Linked DNA regions of Homo sapiens: region 2 is linked to region 1. Evidence: read pairs that join two places in POLR2A ChIA-PET (ENCODE). Cell type or tissue: PC-9. All regions are shown on one strand.

What was found. Peaks named below come from ENCODE experiments on the same cell type or tissue, not always from the same donor. Only the 100,000 strongest peaks of a DNase experiment are listed, where the experiment ranks them.
Region 2: POLR2A ChIA-PET joins it to region 1 with 5 read pairs; 1 of 35 experiments calls an interaction of 5 or more read pairs at or near these places.

The regions. Positions count from the first base shown.
Region 1 is chr1:61,476,835-61,484,834 of GRCh38, reverse strand. No RefSeq gene overlaps it. Among named protein-coding and RNA genes, the nearest start is that of NFIA-AS1, 230 kb to the right of the region's middle. RefSeq lists enhancers at 2,535-3,734, 7,017-7,531. In PC-9, no CTCF peak of the experiment used is centred here; a DNase peak (open chromatin) is centred at 3,284; H3K27ac peaks cover 3,284 bases.
Region 2 is chr1:61,962,828-61,970,827 of GRCh38, reverse strand. The region is part of intron 27 of PATJ (PATJ crumbs cell polarity complex component); the gene reads right to left. Among named protein-coding and RNA genes, the nearest start is that of MIR3116-1, 110 kb to the left of the region's middle. In PC-9, no CTCF peak of the experiment used is centred here; no DNase peak of the experiment used is centred here; H3K27ac peaks cover 1,015 bases.

The DNA of each region.
Region 1 (8,000 bases):
CAGAGAAACTGACAGCACCTGCACCCCCAACACTGCAGAGAAACCAACTGCAATCTACACCCCCAGCACTTCAGAGAAACTGACAGCACCTGCACCCCCAACACTGCAGAGAAACCAACTGCAATCTACACCCCCAGCACTGCAGAGAAACTGACTGCTCCTGCACCCCCAGAGCTACAGAGAAACCGACTGCAATCTACACCCCCAGCACTGCAGAGAAACTGACAGCGCCTGTACCCTCAGCACTGCAGAGAAACCGACTGCTCCTGCACCCCCAGAGCTGCAGAGAAACCAAATGCAATCTGCACCCCCAGCACTGCAGAGAAACCGGCTGCGCCTGCACCCCCAGCACTGCAGAGAAACTGACAGTGCCTGTACCCTCAGCATTGCAGAGAAACCAACTGCACCTGCAGCCCCAGCACTGCAGAGAAACCGACTGTGCCTGCACCCCCAGCATGTTAGAGAAACAAACCGCAATCTACACCCCCAGCACTGCAGAGAAACCAACTACTCCTGCACCCCCAGAGCTGCAGAGAAACCAAATGCAATCTACACCCCCAGCACTGCAGAGAAACCGACTGCTCCTGCACCCCCAGAGCTGCAGAGAAACCAAATGCAGTCTGCACCCCCAGCACTGCAGAGAAACCTGCTGCGCCTGCACCCCTAGCACTGCAGAGAAACTGACAGTGCCCGTACCCTCAGCATTGCAAAGAAACCAACTGCACCTGCAGCCCCAGCACTGCAGAGAAACCGACTGCTCCTGCACCCCAGCATTGCAGATAAACCGACTGTGTCTGCACCCTCAATATTGCAGAGAAAGCGACTGCCTCCACCCTTGGTTACTGCGGCAGATGCCTCCCTCCTCCTGCCCAGGGCTCCCTTTCCCCTGGGTTCTCCTTCCCATCCCTGCCCCAGCCTCAGGGCTTTTCCTCTATTAAGTGACCTCTCTTTCTCTAAGCTCTCTTCCACTACATATAAAAATGCTTGGCACTTGCATATTAAAAGAAAAGAAAAGTTCTGGACCTACAGGTTGGATTGCACCCATTCCTTCCTCCCAAAGTTCATATACTAAATCCCTAAACCCTAGTACCTCAGAATGTGACTGAATTTGAAGATAGGGTCTTTTAAACAAGGTGACTGAGTTAAAATAAGTCTATTAGGTGGGCCCAACTTCAATTTAGATGACGTCTTTATGAGAGGAAGAATTTGGGCACACAGAAAGAAAGCAAGGATGTGGATGCACAGAGGAAAGCTTGATGAAGATGTAGCGAGAAGGTGGCCATCCACAGGCTATGGAGAGAGACTGCAGAGGAAACCAAACCTGCCAACACGTTGATCTTGGACTTCCAGCCTCCAGAGCTGTGAGAAAATACATTTCTGTTGTTTAAGCCACCTAGTGTGTGGTATTTTCCTATGGCAGCCCTAGCAAACTAATACAACATCCTAACAGCCACTTCGATGACAGCCCCCATACAACCAAACATCTTGAACACGTTTGCTCTCACGTGCTTCATTCCTTTGCCCCTTCTCACTCAACAGCCCAATGCAGTCAGGCTTCTACCCCCTTTTTGGGAGACAGCTCCCACCCAGGTCACCAGCAGCCTCCACAGTAGTTACTCAGTGAACATCATGCCCAACATAGGTAAACACTGAATTCATGAAGAAGTAGTTGCTGTTGCTGTTACCGTTGTTTAAAAGGGGCCAGCTCAGTCAGCCAAATTAGGGTACAAGATAAGAAAGTAACCCAGGGGGTTGGTGGGGAAGTAGGGATGGTTAATAGGTACCGAAAAAATGAAAGAATGAATAAGACCTAGTATTTGATAGCACAATGGGGGGCTAAAGTCAGTAATAATTTAACTGGACATTTAAAAGTAATTAAAACAAGACAGTTGGATTGTTTGTAACACAAAGGATAAATGCTTGAGGAGATGGATACCCCATTCTCCATGATGTGATTATTACACGTTGCATGCCTGTATCAAAACATCTCAGGTACCCCAGGAATATGTACACCTACTATGTACCCACAAAAATGAACATTTTTAAAAATCTGTATTATTCTTTCCAGAAAGTGTGTTGGTATTTTTCAGTGTATACATAGCATAGGCATACACATTTGAGACTTATTTAGAAAATAGGATAGGCATGCACATTATATAGATTATTTGTAAAATACAGTGTGATACTGAAGCAGTCCTCACGGGGTTAACAAGCATTTTGGACAGGAATAGAATTATAATGAAGCATGAATCAGGCTGTGCTTTGGCTCAGTTCCTTGTAATGGAAAGTCGTGTAGCACTAGACACCGACCATTTGCATCCTCATTGTTCTTATAGGTAGGCTCTCCAATGTTATAATCATAAAGCTTTTAAGAATTGCTTAGGTTGTTTTTCAGATTCTGAATTCCAGCAGAACAGCTGAGGACAACCAGTCTGAAAACCCCCACGGTGGAACCAAATCAGCATGAGAATGCAATTTCTTCAACTCCCTGTCCCATGACTTCACCCTGCACCGTTTGACCAGTCGACGATCTCCACACTTCAGCCCACTCCAAAACCTTTAAAATCCCTAGCCCCAAACTCCTTGGAATGATACATGTGAGGTTTCCTCCCATCTCCTTGTTCAGCAGCCCCAGGATGAAACCTCTTTCTCTGCTGCAACCCAGTGTCTCAGCATATTGACTTGCTGCACATGGGGCGATGAACCTATTACAGTTACAATATCTTGGTCAATTTCCTCCCGGTCTTTTTTTCCCCTATGCTGAGGTTGTCTTCATGCTATAGTCTGCAGCGTATTCTCTGTACAATTATTTGGCACCCACCTTTCTTTCATTTTAGGAAACATTATAACCATTCCTCCTCCAGCTATATTCAGGCTATTTAAAAGCAGCATGTAGCTCACTGATCTTCCTGATTCTCCTTTCAGGTTAGGACCTCAGTTTCTGGTAGAGCCTTGGCCTCTATGAGGATCAAGACCAGTCAGTCAACAAGCACCCCCTGGACTATAAACCTTGTGCCCACCACACTCTTCCTCCCCCGACCTTCTACTCACTGCCCCACCTGCAGATGCATATTATGGTGAATTACTTTGATTTTTTATTTGCCAGGTGTGGCAATTGAGGGATTCCAAGGAATTGGCAAAGAAGTGAAATGCCATTCAGAAAGCAAGGTGAGTCAGGAACAGCTCTTGCAGCAAGCACCTGGCATGCACACGAGCTTTGAATATAGTGATGTTCCTTTCATCTGCTGGGTGGTTTCTCCCCTCTCAAAGGAGAGACTCTGAATGACCTTTCACAGACCCAGGGAGAGGTGGCTGGAGGAATTTGAAAGCAGATTTATGGACTCAAGACACAGAGATTCCCTGACTTGCTTGAGCAAAGTAGATGCAGCTTTGATGACAAAAGAGGAAGGAATTTGGATCCTATTTTAGGGTGTGGGTTGTTCCCATCATAGCCCCACGGGCACACAGTGCCAGGGTGGAGGTGGTAGGACGTGGAGGGACTTTCCTAACCAATCCTTCAACCACACTATACTTCCTGAGAACCACATGTCAGACCCTGAAAGGAGGAGAATGGTCTTGGACCCAAGAACACCAACCTGCTCTTCTCTGGAGGCTCTCTGTTCTCAATGTCCACTCCTGCCTCTGTAGCTTCGAGGTGGCTCCTTGGAAGCCCATCTCTCCCTTTTCCAGTACATTCTGTCCTCCTTTCCAGGCTCACTTGCTTTTCCAGCATGTCTGTTACCTGACTAAATCCGTGCTTGGCTTCCTGCTGCTTGACAAAATCACCAGGAGTTCAATAATCATGTTGATGGAGTTGTTTTTTTTTTTATTTCATTTGTTTTTCTTGGCCTCCAAAACAAGGATCCAGAAACAGTCCCTGCTTTAAGTCTAGAAAGACAGTATACAAAAAGAAAATTCATAGGGAGAGTGCAACCATAGAGGAAAGCACAGAGTGCCACAGGAATTCAAGATCCCCTGAAGACAGTTTTTAAACCCAACCAGTGGGCCAGATTCCCAAGCTTACATATATATATATTTTTTTTCCTTGCACTTCAGATGTTTAACAACAAACTCACTGCTTGACTTCAATGTCTCACATGCATCTGTGGCTTAAAATGTCTAAAGTTCAGCTCTTAATCTCCCACACACACTATCCCACACACAGGCAGTAACACTCAAGCCCTTGTCACTTGTCCTGGCTCTGCAACTCCCAACCCCTGGGGTGGCTGCTCCAAAATCCGCATCGGGTGCTTCTACTATGTTCTCAGTTTCTACTCTTTCTAGAACCTCACGATTTCTCTTCCTTGCAAGCTCAGCCACACAATTAAGTTTTACAAATTGTATTAAAAGTAATGGCAAAAACCGCAATTACTTTTGCACCAACCTAATACATTGTTCAGAATGTCTAATTATAAAAAGCATGTGAATTTCAGGGTAGCCTAGTCTGCCTTAAATGCCTTTATTATATTAATATTTTAAAAGTGTGAAATATAACACATATATAGATAGGTGCACACAATAAAATTCTAAAGCCAATGATTTATCACATGCAAACATTCTCCTTTATCCTGTCAATATGGTGAATTACTTTGATTTTTGAGTGCTAAATTACATTTGTATTATGGGAATAAAACCATCCTAGTTGTGTTGTATGCCCATTTACTATAAAGCTGGATATCTTTCTTTTCCTTTTTTTTTTTTTGAGAAGAGTCTTGCTCTGTTGCCCAGGCTGGAGTGCAATGGCACGCACTGCAACCTCTGCCTCCCAGACTCAAGCAATTCTCTTGCCTCAGCCTCCCAAGGAGCTAGAACTACAGGTGCCCACTACCACACCCAGGTAATTTTTTTGTATTTTAGTAGAAATGAGGTTTCACTATCTTGCCCAGGGTGTTCACAAACTCCTGAGCTCAGGCAATCCACCAGCCTCAGCCTCCCAAAGTGCTAGGATTACAGGTGTGAGCCACAGCACCTGACCAAGCTGGATTTCGTGTTAACATTTTGCTTAGGAGTTTTGCATCTATGTTCGTGCATGAGATTAGCCTATAATTTTTCTTTCCTGTAATGTCCTTTTCAGGTTTTGGTATCCAGGTAAAATAGAGAGGTTTTTCTTTCTTATTCTCTATAGAGTTATGAACTATTAGCATTGTTTCTTTCTTTAGTGTTTGGTCATTGTCACTGTTGAAGATATTAGGACCTAGAGTTTTCTAGGTGGAAAAGTTTTTGATTTTTTTTTTCATGGTAATAGGATGGTTCAGACTTTTAATTTAATCTAGTGTCAGGCTTCTAAAAAAATTGTCCATTTGATCAATATTTTTTAGTTTATTGCGGTAAGACTAGTTCATAAGCTTTTTTTAACTGTTATTTGTAATGCTACCACATCTATAGCACATCCCTCTATTTCATTTCTGGCATTGCTTATTTGTGCATTTAAGTTGCTCTTTGACCAGTCATTCTCCTCAGGGAATATTCCATTTTATTGTTTGTTTTAAAGTACCAACTTATGGCTGGGCATGGTGGCTCAGTCTAGAATCCCAGCACTTTGGGAGGCTGAAGGGGTGTGAATCGCTTGAGCCCAAGAGTTTGAAACCAGCTTGGGCAACATGGTGAAACCCCATCTCTACAAATAATACCAAAAAAAAAAAATTAGCTGGGAGTGGTGGTGTGCACCTGGAGTCCTGGGCAACATGGTGAAACCCCATCTCTACAAATAATACAAAAAGAAAAAAAATTAGCTGGGTGTGGTGGTGTGCACCTAGAGTCCCAGCCACTCGGGAGGCTGAGGCCAGAGGATTACCTGAGTCTGGAAGGTCAAGTTGCAGTAAGCTGAGATTGCACCACTGCACTCCAGCCTGGGTGACAGAAGAGACTCTGTCTCAAAAAAAAAAAAAAAAAAAAAAAAAAAAAGGAACAATTCATGGCTTTCTTAATCTATATTGTGTATTTATGTTTTCTTTCATTATTTTTTTCTCTTTCTCTTTTCTCTCTACTTTTCTTGGGCATAATTTAGTGGTTTAAAAATTTTTTTTGAGTTGGATTCTTAATGCAATGATTTCATCCTTTCTTATTTGGTAGTACATTCATTCTTAACTATAACATGTTATTCAAGTTATGGTTTAACTATATCTCTTAAATTTTTAAACTAAAAAATTTACAAACAGTAAAAATTACTCTACTTCTTTGATAAAGTGTCTATTCAAATCTTTTGTTTATTTTTAATTGGGTTGTTTGTTTTTATTATTGTTCAGATTTGAGGGTTCTTTAGGTATCCTAGATACAAGTTCCTTGTTGTATACATGTTTTGAAAATTTTTTTTTCAGCCTGTGACTTGTCTTTTCCATCTCTTAACAGTGTCTTTTGACAAGAAAAATACTTTAGTTTTAATAAAGCCAATGTATCATCCTTGATGCTTTTGCTCTTATATCTCAGAAGCACAACCCAGGGTCACAAAGACTTTTTAGGATATTTGATTCTAGAAGTTTTATAATTTTAGGTTTTCTATTTAGTTCTATGGTCCATTTTGAATTAAATTTTGTACAAAGTATAAAGTAGAATAGAGGCTGTTCTCCTCTTTCTTCTTTTTGCATGTGATGTCCAATTTTCCAGCACCATTTGTTGAAAAGACAATTCTCCATTGAATTGCCTTTGCACCCCTTTCACAAATCAGTTGACTACACTTGTGTGGATCTATTTCTAGACTCTGCTCTATTCCATTGATCTATATATGTATTCTTTTGCCAATACTGCACCTTCTTGATTATTGTAGTTTTATAGTAAGACTTGAAATCAGATAGTGTGAGTGCTCCAACTTTGTTCCTTTCTTTCAAAAATCTTTTGGTTTTTCTAGTGCATTTTTAAAAATATTAATCTTGAAATCAGATTGTTGATATCTACAAAAAAATGCCCTGAGATATCTATTATGAACAACTTGACTCTACAGATCAATTTGTAGAGAATTGACATCTTAACAATATTGTCTTCCAATCCAAGAATATGGTGTATTTATCCACATTTTTAGGTCTTAGTTAATTTCTTTCATCATTGTTTTGGGTTTTCAGAATATACATACTAACCATATTTTATTAGATTTATACCTAAGCGTTTTTGTACTTGTAAATGGTACTTTAAAAATTAGATTCGAATTGTTCATTACCATTACATAGAAATATAATTGATTTTTGTATGTAAACCATGTTACTGTTATCGGTGGAGTGTTCGGGCCTTCCCCAATTCATATGCTGATGTCCTAACCCCCAGGGCAACGGTATTTGGCGATGGGGCCTTTTAGAGGTAATTAGGGTTAGAGGGAGTCTTGAGGATAAGGCCCTCATGATGGGATTAGTGACCTTACTAGAAGAGACGCCTGAAGGCTGCTGAACCAGTTAGCAATGTCCTCCCTTGTCTACGGGTTTCACTTTTCCCAGTTTTAGTTACTCATGGTCAACCACAGAATGAAAATATCAAATGAAAAAATCCAGAAATAAACAATTCATAAGTTTAACATTGTGTCTTGTTCTGAGTGGCATGATAGAATCTCAAGCCATCCTACATCACCCTGCTCAGGCTGTGAATTATCCCTTTGTCCAGCAGATCCACACAGTGGATGCTACCCACCCATTACTGTACAGGAAAAAACATAGTGTCTGTAGGGGTCGGTACTCTCCGTGGTCTCAGGCATCCACGGTGGGATGAGGGGTGTCTTGGAATCCATTCTCCATGGATAAGGGGGGACTACTGTATTACCTCTGTGATAGTTCATGTTTGTCAGCTTGACTGGATCACAGGATGCTCAGGTACCTGGTTAAACAGGATTCCTGGCTGTGTCTGTGGGGGTGTTTCCAGAAGAGAAACAGTTTACGTTTGAACTGTAAAGTTAGTAAAGCAGACGGCCCTCCCTAACGTGGGTGGATATGATCTGATCCATTGAGGGTCCGTTGAGGGTAGTATAATAGCATGAGGGCAGAGGAGGGGTGAATTAGCTATCTTCCTGACGGCTTGAACCG
Region 2 (8,000 bases), 490 kb before region 1:
TCAAAATTTCTGGATTAAAAGTTAACCTCTTGAGTGGCCAGGTGTGGTGGCTCACACCTATAATCCCAGAGCTTTGGGAGGCCAAAGCAGGCGTTAGTGTGAGGTTAGGAGTTTGAGACCAGCCTGGGCAATAGATGAAGAGGTCATCTTTACAAAAAATTTTTAAAAATTAGCCAGGCTTGTGGCACATGCCTGCAATCCTAGCTACTTGGGAGGCAGAGGTGGGAGGATCACTTGAGCCCAGGCATTTGAGGCTGCAGTGAGCTGTCATCGCACCACTGCACTCCAGCCTGGGAAGAATAGAAGAGCACAAAGGATTTTCATGGCAGTAAAACTGCTCTGTATAATACTGTGTGGTAAGATACATGTCATTATAATTTGTCAAAATGTACAGAACATATACCAAGAGTGAATTCTAATGCAAATTATGGACTCTCGGTGATAATGACGTGTCAATGTAGGTTTGTCGAATATAACAGATGTACTCAGGTGCAGGATATTGATAGTGGGAGAGGTTGCCCGTGTGTCGGTGGGGGAGGTATTGGGAACTCTACTTTCTGCTTATTTTTTCATTGAACCTAATACTGCTCTAAAAATTAAAGTCAAATAAAGAGAGAAAAAATGTCTATTACTCCAAACTATAAAATTTGTAGAAGAAAAAATAGATGACAAGCTTCATAACTTTGGATTTGGCAATGGTTTCTTGGATATGATACCAAGAGCACAGATTACAAAAAACAAAAAACAAAAAAAAAAATACAAAAAACCAAATAGACAAATGGTACACATCAAAATTTCACAACTTAAAACATTTGTTCAAAGTACACAATCAAGGGCCGGGCACGGTGGCTCATGTCTGTAATCCCAGCACTTTGGGAGGCCGAGGCGGGCGGATCACTTGAGGTCAGGAGTTCGAGACCAGTCCGGCCAACATGGTGAAACCCCATCTCTACTAAAAATACCAAAATTAGCCAGGTGTGGTGGCATGCACCTCTAGTCCCAGCTACTCAGGCGGCTGAGGCACGAGAATCACTTGAACCCAGGAGGTGGAGGTTGCAATGAGCTGAGATCACACCACTGCACTCCAGCCTGAGCGACAGAGGGAGGCTGTGTCTCAAACAAACAAAACAAAGTACACAATCAAAACAGTAAAATGGCAACCCACAGAATGGGAGAATATATTTGCAAATTATTTATCTGATAAGGGTATATAATATCTAGAATATATAAAGAACTCCTAAAACAACCAAATATAAATCAAATAATCTGATTTAAAAACGGGCAAAGGACATAAACAGACATTTCTCCAAACATGGTATACAAATAGCCAATAAGCATGTGAAAAGAAGCTTCATCAACGAGAAAAATGCAAATCAAAATCACAATGAGGTATCACCTCACTCCCACTAGTGTAGCTACTACCAAAAAACCAGCAAATAATAAGTGTAGACAAGGATTTGAAAAAACTGGAACGTTTATGCATCGTTGGTAGGATTGTAAAATGGTATATAACCCCTATGGAAGAGTATGGACATACCTTAAAAAAATTAGAAATATCATATGATCCAGTAATTCTACTTCTGGGTATATCTCTAAAATAATTGAAAGCAAAGTCTTGAAGAAATATTTGCACACTCATGTTCATAGCAGCACTATTCACAATAGTCAAGAGGTGGAAGCAACTCAAAGGTCAACCATCAGATGAATAGAAAAAAACACAAAGTGGTCTACACAGACAATGGAATACTACGCAGCCTTCAAAAGGAAGAAAACCCTGTCACATACTACAACATGAATGAACTTTGAGAAAATTATGCTATGTGAAATAAGGCAGTCACAAAAAGTCACAATGCAATATGATTCCACTTACACAAAACATCTAAAGTAGTCAAATTCATAGAAACAGAAACTGTAATGGTGGTTGCCAGGTACTAGGGATGGGGGAAAAGGAGTTCTTATAAAACTTTTTTTTAAAAGCAGGAAGTTATTTTTTAATAGGTATAGAATTTCAGTTTGGGCATTGCATGTTCTCACTCATAGGTGGGAATTGAACAATGAGAACACTTGGACACAGGGTGGGGAACATCACACACGGGGGCCTGTCGTGGGGTGGTGGGAGCGGGGAGGGATAGCATTAGGAGACATACCTAATGTAAGTGACAAGTTAACGGGTGCAGCACACCAACATGGCACACGTATACACATGTAACAAACCTGCACGTTGTGCACATGTACCCTAGAACTTAAAGTATAATAATAATTAAAAAAATACATTAAAAAAAGAATTTCAGTTTGGGAAGATAAAGTTTTGGAGAACTAGTTTACAACAATCTAAATATATTTAACACTACTAAACTGTACACTTAAAATGGTTAAGATGATAAATTTTATATATTTTTTACCGTAATAAAATAAACAACATAAGAGTCTATTTTTTAAAATAAGTCGACCCTTGAAAAGGTATTTACGGCTAACGTTGTGATCAAGCTCTGCATTTGCCGAAACAACTGAGAGTGAAGGAGACCCCATGTGTATTCTAAAGAAAAGCCACCGAATGAAAGAAAGCATCTATCCCATACACCTAAAGAAACTGACAAAAAAAAGATTAAGTCCTGAAAAACTGGTAGCTAAGATGAGTTTAATAAAGATGCAGAAAAGCTACCAAAGGCTGTCAAAATAAGCTGACAACACCTGTCATTCACACCCTTCCCACAGAGTCATAGATACTTGTTTTCTCTCCGGTGTTGGTATTTTTGCATGGTTTAATGCTTTACTCCTTGGGCTTTCATATCTTCTTGGATTTTTTTTTCAGGCAGGGCTGAGATGATGACATCGAAAAGGAATTATATCAGACATTGCAGCCAGTCTGTTTTCATTTTTGTCTCATCTTTAGACTCTGAAAGCAGCTGATAGTCAGGTCCTGGACAGGATCTTGCAAATCAGTGAACAATTGCTTTTCTCACAAGATAAAAGATAAACGAGAGGGAAAGGAATTGAGATAAAAAGCAAGCAAAACAGAAAGGCAAAAGCAACAGCAGAGGAGGAAATCAAGCAAGGAAACAAATATTTAAGATTAATCCAAAATCTCTTATGGGCAATTCTAAACCCAAATTTCTAATAACAAATGTTGCCTTTTGAGTGACGGTTACCTTTAAATAAATCATCTCATTTAATACTGCAACAGTCCTTTCTAAAAACAAGAAACAGTGAAGCTGAGAAGGATTAAATGAACTGCTCAAGAACAGCAGCTTGGGAGAGAATCAATATTTTAACATAAATCACTGTCTCTTTTACAAATTATAAATCACACACATTTCCTTAAAAGGTAAGATGAAACTGTACTTAGCACTCTTATCTTTTTTTCTAACATCTAATCAAGTCAATCTTATGAAAAGCAGACATTGAATGCTTCTGAAAGGTATCTTTCCTTGAATAGAAAGTTCAACTCTTAGAGATAGTTTAAGGTTAAATTAGTAAAACTATAGTTTAACTATCAAAAGCAAGTTTAGAAAATTCAAGATTTTAGGAATAAAAAGGCAGTTCTTAGTATATCTAAATAAAAATAAAATGGCTAATAGTAAGCATTTAGTTAACTGACTAATGCTTGATTTGCAAGTATTAATCTTACAAAGAATGAGAAACTGAATATTTTTAATCCTCTCCATGCAATTCAACTCTGCAATAGAATTCTATTGTCAGAGGTGTTTGAACCAGAGCAACTCCATCTTAAATAGGAGCTGGGTAAAATAAGGCTGAAACCTACTGAGCTGCATTCCCAGATGTTGAAGGCATTCTAAGTCACAGGATGAGACAGGTCAGCACAAGATACAGGTCATAAAGATCTTGCTGATACAACAGCTTGCAGTAAAGAAGCCGGCCAAAACCCGCCAGAACCAAGATGGCCACGAGAGTGACCTCTGGTTGTCCTCACTGCTACACTCCCACCAGCGCCATGACAGTTTACAAATGCCACGGTAACATCAGGAAGTTACCCTATATGGTCTAAAAAGGGAAGGCATCCACCTCTTGTTTAGCATATAATCAAGAAATAACCATAAAAATGGGCAACCAGCTGCTCTATGGAGTAGCCATTCTTTATTCCTTTACTTTCCTAATAAACTTGCTTTTTTTTTTTTTTTTTGAGATGAAGTCTCGCTCTTGTCGCCCAGGCTGGAGTGCAATGATGCAATCTCGACTCACTGCAACCTCTGCCTCCCAGGTTTAAGCAATTCTCCTGCCTCAGCCTCCTGAGTAGCTGGGGTTACAGGGGCCCACCACCATGCCAGGCTAATTTTTGTATTTTTGGTAGAGATGGAGTTTCACCACATTGGCCAGGCTGGTCTTGAACTCCTGACTTCAGGTGACCCACCCGGGTTGGCCACCCAAAGTGCTGGGATTACAGGTGTGAGACACCGCATTTGGCCTAATTTGCTTTCACTTTACTCTATGGACTCGCCTTGGCGCGAGATCCAAGAACCCTCCCTTGGGGTCTGGATCCTAACCCCTTTCCAGTAACACTATGACCCTAACAGATTACCATTCAAAAATAAAGACAAGGAGGCACTGGCAGGAGAAAATCCAAGCTACCTGGTACAAAGCACCCAAAGTCTACTTCAACATAAATAATAGACCAGGTGCGGTGGCTCACGCCTGTAATCCCAGCACTTTGGGAGGCCAAGGTGGGTGGATCACAAGGTCAGGAGTTCGAGAACAGCCTGGCCAACATGGTAAAACCTCATCTCAACTAAAAATACAAAAATTAGCCGGGCATGGTGGCATGTGCCTATAGTCCCAGCTATGTGGGAAGCTGAGGCAAGAGAATCCCTTGAACATGGGAGGCGGAAGTTGTGGTGAGCCAAGATCGTGCCATTGCACTCCAGCCTGGGAGACAGAGCGAGGCTCCACCTCAAAAATAAATAAATAAAAATAACATAAATAATAACAGCTTCCTGAATAAATTCCTAGGTGAGTGTTCCTGTGGAACCTGGATCATCCTATTTCACTCTCTCAAACTCTCCTAGTACAAATCTCTCCTACTGTGGCCAAAGCACTGCCTCCTCGGTTAAAACGGGCAATAAAACCTAGTGACTAAGAGTGTGGGCTCTAGAGTCAGAATGTGAGTTCAAATCCTACTTTTGCCACTCGCATTTGGGTGCTATGCCTTCTCTGTACTTCTCAATTTCTCCCGTCACTGGTTAACTCTGTCCCTTGTCAACTGAACTACTTAGCCTCCTGCTACCCACTTCCCCTCGTGGGATCAAATAATAAAAATTAAAAAGGTTCCACTGGTTGACAACGTTAGTGAGAGTGAGAGTTAGAGAACCATTTTGTTCACTAAATGGTTAGGTAACTTTGGGCTCAGAGGTATCAAAAACAAGTACAGATGAAGGTAGAAGATATTAAAGATAATAATTACTGTATTCAAATGCAAATAACATCTACTGACCCTAATTACCATATTCAAATGAAAATAACTCTACTGAGTTTTAGGCACAGTACAGGCTTTTTCATGTTTTTTTCATTGAATCCTGAAACTAATTTTTGAGGTAGGCATTAGCCATGTGTCCTTAAGATGAATAAACTGAAACTCAGAAAGTTTAAATGGCTTGATTGAAAAGGTACAACTAGAAAATAATAAAGCTTCAATCTCTACACATGAAGGCTCCTTTTTTTTTTTTTTTTTTTTTTTTTTTTTTTTTTTTTTTTGAGACAGAGTCTCCTTCAGTGGCCCAGGCTAGAATACAGTGGTGCACTCTCAGCTCAGCTCACGTCACTGCAGCCTCCACCTTTCGGGTTCAAGCAATTCTCTCACCTCAGCCTCCCGAGCAGCTGGCGCTACAGGCACACACCACCACGCCCGGCTAATTTTTGTATTTTTAGTAGAGATGGGGTTTCACCATGTTGGCTAGTCTGGTCTCAAACTCCTGACCCCATGTGTTCTGCCTGCCTCAGCCTCCCAAAGTGCTGGGATTACAGGCATCGGCCACCACGGTCGGCCAGCAGGATTTAAATACCTTTTTTATTTCTTTTTCTTTTTTAAGAGTTGAGGCCTTGCTCTGTTGCCCAGGCTAGACTGCAGTGGCACGATCTTGGCTCACCGCAGCCTCAATTTCTGAGCTCAAGTGAACCTCTTGCCTCAGCCTCCCCAGTAGTTAGGACTACAAATGTGCCACACCACGCCCAGTTAATTTTTGTATTTTTGGTAGAGATGGGGTTTCACCATGTTGCCCAGGCTGGTCTTGAACTCCTGGCCTCAAGCAATCCTCCCATCATAGCCTCCCAAAGCTCTGGGATTACAGGCGTGAGCCACTGCACCCAGCCTTAAATATCTTTTCTATGTGTCATGGAAATCTTTTCTGGAAGCTTTAATCTGCTAATCTATATATATAGTTAACTGGCTATTTTAAGAATAGTCGAGAACACATAAGAAATTATACTGCTTTTTAGGCCAGGTGCAGTGGTTCACGCCTCTAATCCCAGCACTTTGGGAGGCTGAGGTGGGAGGTTTACCTGAGGTCAGGAGTTTGAGACCAGCCTTGCCAACATGGTGAAACCCTGTCTCTACTAAAAATACAAAGATTAACTGGGCATGGTGGTGCACGCCTGTAATCCCAGCTACTTGGGAGGCTGAGGCAGGAGAATGACTTGAATCTGGGAGGCAGACGATACAATGAGCTGAGATCATGCCACTGTACTCCAGCCTTGGTAACAGAGAAAGGAAGGAAGGAAGGAAGGGAGGGAGGGAGGGAAGAAGGAAGGAAGGAAATTATAATGCTTTTTAATACAACTTAGTGTGAACTAAAACTGTGACAAAACAGTTATTACCTCTAGAACTCATTATATTAGAATAAATAACATTCAACTAAAGCTTTTAAAATAGTTCCAAGAGAATCAAAATACTATATAGGCCAAAATTTCCACTCCCTTCTGATTTGGATAGGTAAGTATAAGCAAGCAACTAAACAAATTGTAAAAAGGGATAATGTGTGCTGCTGCTTTTTATTCTATACAATTAACCCTCAGCAATCCAAGTTTAAACTGTGTGGGTTCATGTATATGCAAAATTTCTTCCATCTCTGCCACCCCTGAGACAGCAAGACCAACCCTGCCTCTTCCTCCTCCTCAGCCTACTCAACATAAGGATGAGGATGAAGACCTTTATGATGATCCACTTCCACTTAATGAATAGTAAATATATTTTTTCCTCCTGATGGTTTACTTTTTTTTCTTTTGAGACAGAGTCTCACTCTGTCTCCCAGGCTGGAGTGCAGTGGCGCAATCTCAGCTCACTGCAACCTCTGCCTCCTGGGTTCTAGTGATTCTCCTGCCTTAGCCTCCTGAGTAACTAGGACTACAGATGTGCAACACCACGCCCAGCTAATTTTTTGTATTTTTAGTAGAGACAGGGTTTCAACATGCTGGCCAGGCTGGTCTCAAACTCCTGACCTCAAGCAATCTACCTGCCTTGGCCTCCCAAAATGCTGGGATTACAGGTGTGAGCCACCACGCCCAGGCTGGTTTCCTTAATATTTTCTTTTCTCTAGCTTACTTTATTGTAAGAATATATATAACACATATACAAAATACGTGCCTAACTGATTGGTTGTGTTATTGGTAAAGCCAAGAGTAGGCTATTAGTAAAGTTTTGGGAGATTTAAAAGTTATATGCTGATCTTTAACCTACCAGTGGAAATCCTGCTAATTTGTCCTTTGATATCCATTCTACCTTTTCTCTTGAATAATAGACTGCGTATTTTTTAGCTGGGCATATGTCTGTACAGAAGAAAAAGAACATTTCTCAGCCTCCTTTATAACTATTTGTGTAACTAAACTCTGGACAATGGAATACAACTTAAAGAATTATGTGCTATTTTCCAGAAATATCCTTAAAAGGAGGAAGGTTGCCCTTTCTCTTTTCTCCTTTCCTTTCTGGCGGCTGGGCTGGCATGCCGCCTTGATAGCTGCAGCTAGTATCTTCTTGACATTTTGAGGTGACATGG